2 separate regions of the Homo sapiens genome follow, and region 1 is linked to region 2. The links are chromatin contacts, found by Hi-C or POLR2A ChIA-PET in ENCODE. All regions are on one chromosome and are shown on one strand. Each heading gives the region's core, a stretch centred on a gene start or an enhancer-like site at or near the end of the contact. The rest is flanking DNA. Distances are from core to core; before and after follow the strand shown. Region 1 overlaps EPOR (erythropoietin receptor). Region 2 has its middle 5.0 kb from the start of AP1M2.

Evidence for each region. Hi-C counts contacts between places; a loop is a spot of excess contacts on that map. ChIA-PET counts read pairs that join two places held with the same protein, here RNA polymerase II (POLR2A). Pooled maps may share reads with other maps.
Region 1: a loop to region 2 is called in a pooled map, with 2.7 times the contacts of the local background. The contact joins two enhancer-like sites. A Hi-C loop is called at or near these places in 7 of 50 pooled maps. POLR2A ChIA-PET finds 5 or more read pairs at or near these places in 2 of 52 experiments (B cell and activated CD4-positive, alpha-beta T cell).

What each region holds. Positions count from the first base shown.
Region 1 is chr19:11,376,814-11,382,783 of GRCh38, forward strand. EPOR (erythropoietin receptor) reads right to left here. Exons shown (of 8, transcript NM_000121.4): 3 at 5,117-5,292; 4 at 4,879-5,036; 5 at 4,243-4,396; 6 at 4,071-4,158; 7 at 1,878-1,965; 8 at 394-1,782. The coding sequence ends at 1,171. Among named protein-coding and RNA genes, the nearest start is that of EPOR, 4.5 kb to the right of the region's middle. RefSeq lists enhancers at 4,604-5,141, 4,808-4,877, 5,128-5,187, 5,198-5,287. Within about 2 kb of position 3,995, at least 5 of the 41 ENCODE cell types and tissues checked have a DNase peak (open chromatin) inside an H3K27ac peak, as active enhancers do.
Region 2 is chr19:10,589,215-10,595,471 of GRCh38, forward strand. No RefSeq gene overlaps it. Among named protein-coding and RNA genes, the nearest start is that of AP1M2, 5.0 kb to the left of the region's middle. RefSeq lists a silencer at 1,766-1,966 and enhancers at 3,379-3,903, 4,430-4,954. Within about 2 kb of position 4,782, at least 14 of the 41 ENCODE cell types and tissues checked have a DNase peak (open chromatin) inside an H3K27ac peak, as active enhancers do.

The DNA.
Region 1 (5,970 bases), core at 2,745-5,244, 790 kb after region 2:
GGTGGCATGCACTTGTACTCCCAGCTACTTGGGAGGCTGAGACAGGAGAATTGCTTGAACCCGGGAGGCAGAGGTTGCAGTGAGCTGAGATCGAGCCACTGCACTCCAGCCTGGGTGATGAAGACGAGACTCTGTCTCAAAAAAAAAAAAAAAAAAAATCAGTCAGGCTTGGTGGTGCACGCCAGTAGTCCCAGCTACTCGAAAAGCTGAGGCAGGAGGATCGCCTGAGCCCAGGAGGTCGAGGCTGCAGCGAACCATGTTTGAGCTACTGGGCTCCAGCCTGTGCAAAAGTGAGACCCTGTCTCAGAAAAAAAAAGAAGTAGTTAAAGCAAAACTCCCACTGAGTTACTTGTTGACACCAAGTGTCATCAGAGTACTTTCTTAGAACATGGCCTGATTCAGAATTACTTTTATTATTATTAGTGGCAGAGACTAGCTAGTGGCCCTTAAACAGCTTTGCCCTTCCTGGGTGTACAGCTAAACTAAGTTTCCTGGCCTTTCATGTGACTGGGGTCATGTGACTGTTTCCAGCCAGTGAGGTGTGAGAAGAAGAGAGGAAGCCCATTTCCAGGCCAGATCCCTCAAATGGCCCATTGAGGGTCATTGCTGCCCTTTTTCTTCCCTTGCTGACTGGCAGTTTGTAGAACAGGGGATCCATCTAAGTACCCTAAGAGAAGGTAGAGCTACAGACTGGAAGAGTCTGAACCTCTGACTCATCCCATGGATGGCTGCCCATTTGAGCTGAGTTAGGAGAGAGAAATCATTTAATGTGGTAAGCCAGTAAGATTTAAGAGCTGTTTAACATACTATTTTGTTATGTTATGAGTAGCATTCAGATTGCAGATCCAGCTTCTGAATAAGCTCAAGAACTTTAACTTCTATCCCTATGGCCTATGCCCAGGGGAAGATGGGACTTAAAGGGTGTTTGTAGAAATCATGGTAGAAAAACTTACATACATATGTGTATATATATATATAGATACAAAAAAAAACTATACATATTTAAAAATACTGCAAGGTTGTGGTTTCCTGAGCAGGATGGATTGGGCAGACAAAATCAGCAATGCCCCTGCTCCTGAGAGAGGCCTCGCCATCCCTGTTCCATAAGTCTTGAGTCTGCACTGGTTCTCTGAGTCATATTGGATCCCTGATCATCTGCAGCCTGGTGTCCTAAGAGCAAGCCACATAGCTGGGGGGCAGAGGCTCAGCGGCTGGGATAAGGCTGTTCTCATAAGGGTTGGAGTAGGGGCCATCGGATAAGCCCCCTTGGGCTCCCTGGGAGTCCCCTGAGCTGTAGTCAGTTGAGATGCCAGAGTCAGATACCACAAGGTACAGGTACTTTAGGTGGGGTGGGGTAGGGGGCAGCTCAGGGCACAGTGTCCATGGACGCAAGAGCTGGGAGCTGGGGTCCAGGATAGTGTACTCAAAGCTGGCAGCAGAGGCTCCCTCTGGGCTGGGCTTCGAGGCCAAAGCAGATGAGCAGGAGGATGCTTCTGAGCCTTCATCCATGGCCACTATGTCCACACTGCCACCAGGCCCTGGGAGGTCCTCACTGGGCGGGTTCCGGGGCAGCAACCATTTGTCCAGCACCAGATAGGTATCCTGGGCATGCTCACTGCCCACTGGCTCCAGCAGGGGGCCCTCATCATCTGTCCCCGGCTCCACTGCCTGCATCGTCCCCCAGCAGCGCTCTGAGAGGACTTCCAGGGAAGCAGGTGGGTCCTCCGTGAAGGGGGTGCAGGGGCTCCACCACAGGCAGCCATCATTCTGGTACAGCCACAGCTGAAGAAATAGCACCAACCTGCTCAGAGAGGCCTGCAGTTTGGCTGCAAGAAGCAGGGAAGCCCAGGCACTGAGGGGACAACCAGGCCACCTACCTGGAAGTTACCCTTGTGGGTGGTGAAGAGGCCTTCAAACTCGCTCTCTGGGCTCGGGATGCCAGGCCAGATCTTCTGCTTCAGAGCCCTGTTGAAGCCAATATAAATAGTTACATAGATATGACTCATTGAATACTCACCAATTCCCCCTCCACTCCCAGTCATAGAGGCACAGATACACTTGGTCCCTGTGATCACAATGGAGGCAGAGGAGTACATCAGGGCCAGGGGACAGGGGTTTTGGCTGAAGCATCAGCAAGGCCCTACAAAAGGGTAAATGGAACAGGGTATTGAAGGGTGCATAGGAGTTCAATATACCTTGGTCATTCTCCCTTTAATCCTGGCCATGGCCAGGTGCAGTGGTTTACACCAGCACTATAATCCCAGTACTTTGGGAGGCTGAGGTGGGAGGATCATTTGAACCCAGGAGTTCAAGACCAGCCTAGGAAACATAGTGAGACCCCCATCTCTAAAAAAAATAAAATAAAATAAATTAAAAAACCCAAAACCCTGGCCCAGATTTTTCCAGGAGGTCCATGATGTCACTTCATAGATAAATATTATGTTACCTTCTGGGGTAATGAGAGAAGGCATTTAGGATAAAATCCAAGCCAGGCACGGTGGCTCATGCCTATAATCCCAGCACTTTGAGAGGCTGATGTGAGCAGATCACCTGAGGTCAGGAGTTTGAGACCAGCCTGGCCAACATGGTGGAACCCCGTCTCTACTAAAACTACAAAATTAGCCGGGCATGCACGCCTGTAATCTCAGCTACTCAGGCGGTTGAGGCAGGAGAATCACTTGAACCTGGGAGGCAGAGATTGCAGTGAGCCAAGACTGCTGCACTGCACTACAGCTTGGGCGACAAGAGTGACTCTGTCTCAAAAAAAAAAAAAATTCCAAACTCCTCCCCACCACCCTGCAGAAGGCCCTGCGTTATATGACCCCTGTCACCTCCCTCATCTCAATATCTGCCACACCCCCTTACATACCACTCTAGCCATGTGGCAATTTTTTTTTTTTTTTTGAGACGGAGTTTCACTCTTATTGCCCAGGCTGGAATGCGATGGCACGATCTCGGCTCACCCGCAACCTCCACCTCCCAGGTTCAAGTGATTCTCCTGCCTCAGCCTCCCGAGTAGCGGGGATTACAGGCATGTGCCACCACGCTTGGCTAGTTTTGTATTTTTAGTAGAGGTGGGGTTTCTCCATGTTGGTCAGGCTGGTCGCGAACTCCCAACCTCAGGTGATCTGCCTGCCTCGGCATCCCAAAGTGCTGGGATTACAGGCGTGAGCCACCATGCCAGGCCATGCCATGTGGCAATTCTTGAAGCTGGCTGAACGTTCCAATCTCATTCCCACCTCAGGGCCTTTGCACTTGCTGTTTCTTCTCCCCACTTTTCAAGCGGCTGCTTCCTTCCAATCTTCAGGTTTCCACTCTGATGTCACCTCCTCCTGGAGGCCTTCCCTGACCATCCTGTCATGTCACCACATTCTGTTTGTTTCTGTGATATCACTCATTACAATTTGTCATCAAATATTTCTTGGGTCCCTTGTTTGTTGACTTGAGATCCACAAGGTCAGGGACTTGTGGTCAGGGTCTAGCTTGTTCTCCATTCTCTCTCCAGTGCCTGGCACATGTTTGGCACTCTGTTTGTATTTTCCAACCAAGTAAATGAACAGGGCCATGAAAGACGACTAGAAGATTGCTTAGCAGACAAGGCAGGAAGGGCATTCCAGGCAGAGGGAACAGCATGGGCAAAAGCTTGGGGGTGTGAAACCACCTAGTGTGTGCTTGGAATTACAAATACCTCAGAACGGCTAGTCTGATCATAGTGTCTGAGAAGCTTGACCGCAGGGGTGCGGAGGCATTCAGGGTCTTAAATTCTTTCACTAAATCCATCTAGTTGATTTTACAAAGGTGATGACACTGGGGAAAGGAACTAACAAAGGGACCCAAGAAATGGCAGCCCCTGATGTAGAAGGAAAATCAGGTGAAAGTCCCCAAGAGCAGAAAATGTTAACGAAGAGTCTGGGTCTAGTCTGGCATGCATCCCAGCCCTGCCACTGATGTGAATCCTTACTGCGTGACCTTGGGCAAGTGCGTGTCTCTCTCTGAGCCTAGGTTTCCATAGTGAAAGAGGACCGTTGGCGGGGAGGAGTCTGGGCCCAGCGCCCAAATGGGGAGCTCACCGGCGGTGGGAGAGCAGCGCGAGCACGGTCAGCAGCACCAGGATGACCACGAGGATGAGGGAGAGCGTCAGGATGAGGGGGTCCAGGTCTAAGAGGCGGGGAGGAGGTCAGGGCGGTGGGCTTGCCCCGTGATTCGCCCTGGCTCCTCCTACACCCCCGCCTGGGGCCTCACCGCTAGGCGTCAGCAGCGACACAGGCTCCGACCAGGCGCTCCAGAAGCCGCCGAAGCTCGGCTCAGCCATACGCGCGCGGACGGCGAAGGTGTAGCGCGTCCGGCCCCGCAGGTTGCTCAGCACACACTCGGTGCGGCCCTCCAGGATCTCCACCTGGGGGCGGAATCAGGGCGAGGGACGCGTAGCAGACAAAAATAGATGACGTGGGGGCGGGCCCTGGTGGAACTGAGCCAATCAGGGGAAAGGAAAACGGTGCCCTAGAATTGCAATGGGACCAATAAGAGTAGGGGGAGGAGCCCAAGAAAGCTCAGGGCCAATCAGAGAGAGAGTCTCTGGTACGAAAGGGCGGGACCCGGGCAATTTAATATCTGGGCTAGCACTCGTAGAGGGACCCGGGCGCTAAAGGGGTCTAGGGTTACGGGCCGGAGGGAGAAGAAGTTGGGGTTCAACAGGCTTGCGAGGACATTAGGAAAGGGGGTGTGTCTGTGGGCGTGGAACGGTCTTCAGCACCAGGGTAATGGGATGTGGGATGTTACGGACCGGCCCTGAAAGCGGCACCGGGCGCGACCTCGAGAGGCGTGGCTGGGCCGTAGTCAGTGGAGCTTTGGGGGCTGGGCCGTAGGGGCTGGCCTCACCCTCTGTACGCTCCCTGCGCCGTTGCCGGCCGAGACGTCCACCTCGTAGCGGATGTGAGACGTCATGGGTGTCTCAGGCGGCGGGAGCCAGCGCAACACTACGTGGCCGCTCTCGTCAGCCAACCGCGCCACCAGCCCCACGGGGGCGTCTAGGAGCACTGCAGGCATGGGGGTTGGTCAGGTGGGCGAGGACTGAGACCCTCTCCTCCGACCACTCCTCCATTCCCAGAGCACTTACCTACTTCATTGATGTGGATGACACGGTGATATCGCGGAGCGCCGGAGGCTGCTGTGACGCGCAACTCTAGGGGCACGAAGCTCGACGTGTCGGCTGTAGGCAGCGAACACCAGAAGCGCACCGCACCACGAGCCGTGGGAGCCTGGTGCAGGCGACACAGCTTCCATGGCTCATCCCTATGCGCCCAGGGAAGGGAGCAGGTTGGGAGGGGGGACCGGGGAGTTGGCATTGCCCGGCCTGTGGGGGGCAGTGTGTATGTGTGACACAAGGTCTAGCCTTGTGTGTGTGTGTGACAAGGTGTTCCTTCGTCGCCCAGGCTGGAGTGCAGTGGCGCGATCATGGCTCACTGCAGCCTCAAATTCTGGGGCTTAAGGGATCCTCCCACCTCAGCTTCCCAAGTAGTTGAGACCACAGGCACGCGCCACGCCTGGCTTTTTTTTTTTTTTTTTTTGAGACGGAGTTTCGCTCTTGTTGCCCAGGCTGGAGTGCAATGGCGCTACCTCGGCTCACCGCAACCTCCGCCTCCCGGGTTCAAGCGATTCTCCTGCCTCAGCCTCCCGAGTAGCTGGGATCACAGGCATGCGCCACCACGCCCGGCTAATTTTGTATTTTTAGTAGAGATAGAGTTTCTCCATGTTGGCCAGGCTGGTCTCAAACTCCCGACCTCAGGTGATCCGCCCGCCTCAGCCTCCCAAAGTGCTGGGATTACAGGCGTGAGCCACCGCGCCCAGTCTAATTTTTTTTTAAGAGACGGGGATCTCGCTGTGTTGCCCAGGCTGGTCTTGAACTCCTGGGCTCAAGCGGTTCTTCCGCCTCGACCTTCCAAAGAGTTGGGATTACAGGCATGAGCCACT
Region 2 (6,257 bases), core at 3,532-6,031:
TTTTTTTTTTTTTTTAATTTGGAGTCTCGTCCTGTTGCCCAGGCTGGAGTGCAATGGCACAATCTCGGCTCACTGCAACCTCTGCCTCCCAGGCTCAAGCGATTCTGCTGCCTCAGCCTCCCAAGTAACTGGGATTACAGGCGTGCACCACCAAGCCCAGCTAATTTTTTGTATCTTTAGTAGAGATGGGGTTTCACCATGTTGGCCAGGCTGGTCTCGAACTCCTGACCTCGTGATCCATCTGCCTTGGCCTCCCAAAATGCTGGGATTACAGGCGTGAGCCACTGCGCCTGGCCCACACCTAGCTGATTTTTTTTTTTTTTTTTGAGACAGAGTCTGGCTTTGTCGCCCAGGATGGAGTGCAGTGGCGCAATCTCTGCTCACTGCAACCTCTGCCTCCCAGCTTCAAGCAATTCTCTGCCTCAGACTCCCAAGTAGCTGGGATTACAGGCGCCTGCCACCACGCCCGGCTAATTTTTTTTTTGTATTTTTAGTAGAGACGGGGGTTTCACCATCTTGGCCAGGCTGGTCTTGAACTCCTGACCTCGTGATCCACCCGCCTCAGCCTCCCAAAATGCTGGGATGACAGGTGTGAGCCACCGCGCCAGGCCAGGCCCACCTAGCTAATTTTTTTTTTTCTTTGAGATGGAGTCTCGCTCTGTTACCCAGGCTGGAGTGCAATGGCGCGATCTCAACTCACTGCAAGCTCCGCCTCCCAGGTTCACACCATTCTCCTGCCTCAGCCTCCCGAGTGGCTGGGACTACAGGCGCCTGCCAACACGCCTGGCTAACTTTTTGTACTTTTAGTAAAGACAGGGTTTCACCATGTTAGCCAGGATGGTCTGGATCTCCTGACCTCGTGATCCGCCCGCTTCGGCCTCCCAAAGTGCTGGGACTACAGGTGTAAGCCACCGCACCCGGCCCGACCTAGCTAATTTTTACATTTTTTGTAGAGATGGTGTATCGGTATGTTGCCCAGGCTGGTCTCAAACTCCTGGGCTCAAGCGATCCTCCCCCCTTGGCCCTCCAAAGTACTGGGATTACAGGCGTAGTCTGAGCCACTGTGCCTGGTTTGTGCAGATTAAATGAGTTATTCTGTGCAACGTGGTGTTGGAAGGGAACTTGGATGTAGCTGACTGTCAACCATGTCGCTGAGAAGGAGGAGGATGAAGATGATGATCTGGATGATGATGTAGCAGTTGAGAGCACAGATGCTGGGTTTGATTTTTGATACCACCACACACTGGCTATAAGGCATGGGCTGGTGAATGCACCTGCTGTGCCTCAGTCTCCTCTTATGTTAAATGGGTATAACAGCCATGGTGCCCTCTCCTGCAGTTGCATAGCCAAATACCTGGCATGGCCCCTGGCTCCATGCATGTTTCGTGCACACCAGCTGCTGCAGACCCAGATTCCACCCCTGGACTTTCCTTTTTTTTTTCTTTTGAAATGGAGTCTCAGTCTGTCGCCAGGCTGGAGTGCAGTGGTGCGATCTCAGCTCACTGCAACCTCTGTCTCCTGGGTTCAAGCGATTCTCCTGCCTCAGCCTCCCAAGTAGCTGGGACTACAGGTGCACTCCACCATGCCCAGCTAATTTTTGTATTTTTATTAGAGATGGGGTTTCACCATGTTGACCAGGATGCTGTCGAACTCTTGACCTCGTGATCCGCCCACCTCAGCCTCCCAAAGTGCGGTAGTTTTGAGGACAGGGCAGAAGGAAAGGGAAAGTAAACCTCAGCCTTGCTTAGAACCACCTTGCTTGGCTGAGGGAGGGAGATGTCCTGCAGGGCCTGCAGGGAACAAGACTCAGCCTACCCAGACCTCACTTGTCCTTTCCCCAAACCCTGCCCAGCCCTTTATCAGCCCCTGTAGGTGGGGACTTAGAGAACAGCAGCTATCAGGATCATCCACTTGCCTCTCCACCTGAAATTAACATCAACATTGACAGCAGCACTGCACTTTAATTAAAACATTATCATCTGGGCCAGGAGCAATGTTTCATGCCTGTATCCCAGCACTTTGGGAGGCCAAGGTGGACAGAGCACCTGAGGCCAGGAGTTTGAGACCAGCCTGGCCAACATGGCGAAACCCTGTCTCCACTAAAAATACAAAAATTAGCCGGGCGTGGTGACGCATGCCTGTAATTCCAGCTACTTGGGAGGCTGAGGCAGAAGAATCACTTGAACTGGGGAGGCGGAGGTTATAGTGAGCCGAGATGGCACCACTGCACTCCAGCCTGGGTGACAGAGTGAGACTCCGTCTCAAGAAAATAAATAAATAGAATGAAAAATAAAAAGTTATCATCTGGCACAAGTCTCCTTCGTGCCATCTTATAAAGGTAGAAGCAGGGACACAGAGAAGTGAAGGCACCTGCCCAAGCCCACGGCCCCAGAGCCAGGAGGCAGTTGACCCAGAATTCGAATCTGAGTCCCGGGATTTAAGAATCTGGTCCCAGCCTGCTTCCGCCTGCTTTGCTATATTGCTGGATGCAAATATTACTATTAGTAACACTAACTCTGGCTTAAATGGTGCTCACCATAAGTGAGGGTGGCCCTAAATGTCGCCCATGCAGGAATCCTCAAGACAGCCCCTTGAATTACAGAAGCCTATTTTTTTTTTTTATTTATTTGAGACAAGGACTTGCTTTGTCGCCCAGGCTGCGGTGCAGTGGTGCAAACACGGCTCACTGCAGCCTCAACCTTCTGAACTCAAGAGATCCTCTCACCTAGGCCTCTCCAGTAGCTGGGACTACAGGTGAGCAACACCACTCCCAGCTAATTTTTAAATTTTTTTTTTTTTTTTTTTTGAGACAGAGTCTTGCTCTGTCGCCCAGGCTGGAGTGCAGTGGCGCAATCTCGGCTCACTGCAACTTCCGCCTCACAGGTTCACACCCTTCTCCTGCCTCAGCCTCCGGAGTAGCTGGGACTACAGGCATCCGCCATCAAGCCCGGCTAATTTTTTTGTATTTTTAGTAGAGACGGGGTTTCACCGTGTTAGCCAAGATGGTCTCGATCTCCTGACCTCGTGATCCGCACACCTCAGCCTCTCAAAGTGCTGGGATTACAGGCGTGAGCCACCGTGCCTGCCCAATTTTTAAATTTTTTGTAGAGATGGGGTCTCGCTACGTTGCTCAAGCTGGTCTTGAGCTTCTGGCCTCAAGCTGTCCTCCCACCTCAGCCTTCCAAAACACTGAGATTACAGACACGAGTCACCTCCCCCAACTCTATTATCTTCATTTGACAGATAGGGAAACTGAGGCCTTGAGAGAGTAAGTGATTTGTACAATGTCATCCAGTCAGAAGAAGCAGAGCTGGGATTTGAGCTCTGGAAAGCACAAGGTTTTTTTGTTTTGTTTTGTTTTTTGTTTTGAGACAGAGTCTCGCTCTGTCGCCCAGGCTGGAGTGGAGTGGTGTGATCTTGACTCACTGCAACCTCCGCCTCACGGGTTCGAGTGATTCTTCTGTCTCAGCTTCCCAAGTAGCTGGGACCACAGGTTTGTGCCACTATGCCTGGCTAATTTTTGTATTTTTAGTAGAGATGGGGGTTCGCCATTTTGGCCAGGACGGTCTCAAACTCCTGACCTTGTGATCCGCCCGCATTGCACGTTGGCCTCCCAAAGTGCTGGGATTACAGGTTTGAGCCACTGCACCCGGACTTTTTTGTTTTTTGAGATGGAATTTCACTCTTGTTGCCCAGGCTGGAGGGCAATGGTGCAACCTTGGCTCACCATACCCTCCGCCTCCCAGGTTCAAGTGATTCTCCTGCCTCAGCCTCCCAAGTAGCTGGGATTACAGGCATGCACCACCATGCCTGGCTAATTTTGTATTTTTAGTACAGACAAGGTTTCTCCATGTTGGTCAGGCTGGTCTCAAACTCCCGACCTCAGGTGATCCACCCACCTCAGCCTCCCAAAGTGCTGGGATTACAGGGGTGAGCCATCGCACCTGGCCCTGATTATTATTATTATTATTATTATTATTTTTGAGGCAGGGTCTCTGTCACCCAGGCTGGAGTGCAGTGGTGTGATCTCAGCTCACTGCAACCTCCACCTCCCCAGGTTCAAGCAATCAAGCAATTCTCCCACCCCAGCCTCCTGCACAGCTGGGACCACAGGTGCGTGACCACCACATCCAGCTAATTTTTATACTTTTTGGTACAGACAGGTTTCACAATGTCGCCCAGGCTGGTCTCCAACTTGTGGACTTAAGTGGTCCACCCGCCTCGGCCTCCCACAGTGCTGGGATTATAGGCGTGAGCCATCTCGCCCAGCCTAAAGCCCAAGACTTTATGTTGCTTCTGCCCAAAGGAGGGGGGTGGTCCTTCATGCTCCCAGCAACTGCCTGCTGAGAAGGTCACCTAGGGGGATGCAGTCACTGCTAGGCCCTCACCCCAGCCTAGACATTGCTGAACCTCAAAATAACTCGTCTCCTGGCAGCCGGGCGTGGTGGCTCACGCCTGTAATCCTAGCACTTCGGGAGGCTGAGGTGGGTGGATCACCTGAGGTCAGGAGTTTGAGACCAGCCTGGCCAAAATGGTGAAACCCTGTCTGGACTAAAAATACAGAATTAGCCGGGGGTGGTAGCACATGCCTGTAATCCCACCTACTCAGGAGACTGAGGCAGGAGAATCACTTGAAACTGGGAGGCAGAGGTTGCAGTGAGCCAAGATTGCGCCATTGCACTCCAGCCTGGGGCAATAGAGTGAGACTCTGTCTCAAAAACAACAACAACAACAAAATGAAGAACTCATCTCCTGGGGCCCTGAGATGTTTTCAGGCAGTAAGCAGAACCCGAAAGCCTGGGCCCAGTGCCCTGGAATCTGAAACTCCAGGCTTGTTTGGCATGAAAAATTCATGAGCCCAAAAGCTTACTTGGGGTCAGAGAACAGAGCAGCTCTGTGTGCTGGCTCTGCCTGCCCCGCCTGCCCCACCTCAGTGGCGGCCTCCCCCATCCCCCTGAGGCTGTGGCCTTGTCCTAGTTCCTTCTGGATGCCTGGAGCCTCCTCCAGCCTCTCCCAGGGACCACGCCTCTAGGCCCTGTCCACAATCCCTTCTCCACACCACTAAAGAGATCTCTCTGAAACTCACAATTATTTTTTGACTCTCACTCTCACATCCTCTATGGCCCCCCATTGCCCTCCAACCACCCCCACCTGGCACAGTCAGACACCTGCTGACCTCTGCCACAGGACACCACCTGAACCTGCTGTCCCAGACACCCTAACTGCCCGAATTTCAGTTCCTCTCCTGCTGTCTCAAGCCATCCTCCCACCTCAGCCTCCCAAGTAGCTGAGACTATAGACACGTGCCACCACAGCTGGCCACCTTAGCCATTTTGAAGTGCACAGTTCGGTGGCATTAAGCACATTAATGGCCATGCAACCGTCACCACCATCCATCTCCAGAACTTTCTCATCTTCCCAAAGGAAAACTTCTCCCTATGAAACACTCCTTCTCCCTCTCCCAACCCCTGGCACCCACTCTTCTTCTTCTTCTTCTTCTCCTTTTCCTTCTCCTCCTCCTCCTTCTTCTTCTTCTTTTCTTTTTTTTATTTATTTTGAGATGGAGTCTCACCGTCACCGAGGCTTGAGTGCAGTGGCACAATCTCGGCTCACTGCAGCCTCCATCTCCTAGGTTCAAGCAGTTCTCCTGCCTCAGCCTCCTGAGTAGCTGGGATTACAGGCGCCCCCCACCACGCCCAGCTAATTTTATTTTTTTATATTTTATTTATTCATTTACTTTTATTATTTTATTATTATTTTTTTTTGAGACAGAGTCTCGCTCTGTTGCCCAGGCTGGAGTGCAGTGGCACGATCTCAGCTCCCTGCAAGCTCTGCCTCCCGGGTTCATGCCATTCTCCTGCCTCAGCCTCCCGAGTAGCTGGGACTACAGGTGCCTGCCACCACACCCGGCTAATTTTTGTATTTTTAGTAGAGGCAGGGTTTCGCCATATTGGCCAGGCTGGTCTCTTGGCCAAGCTGGTCTGGAACTCCTGACCTGGAGATGTGCCTGCCTCAGCCTCCCAAAGTGCTGGGATTATAGGCGTGAGCCGCCGCGCCCAGCTTTTTTTTCTTTTTTTTTTGAGACGGATTCTCACTTTGTCGCCCAGGGGCTGGAGTGCAGTGGCGCAATCTCAGCTAATTGCAACCTCCTCCTTCTCCTAGTTCAAGTGATTCTCCTGCCTCAGCCTCCCAAGTAGCTGGGATTACAGGCATCTGCCACCACGCTGGGCTAATTTTTGTATTTTTGGTAGAGACTG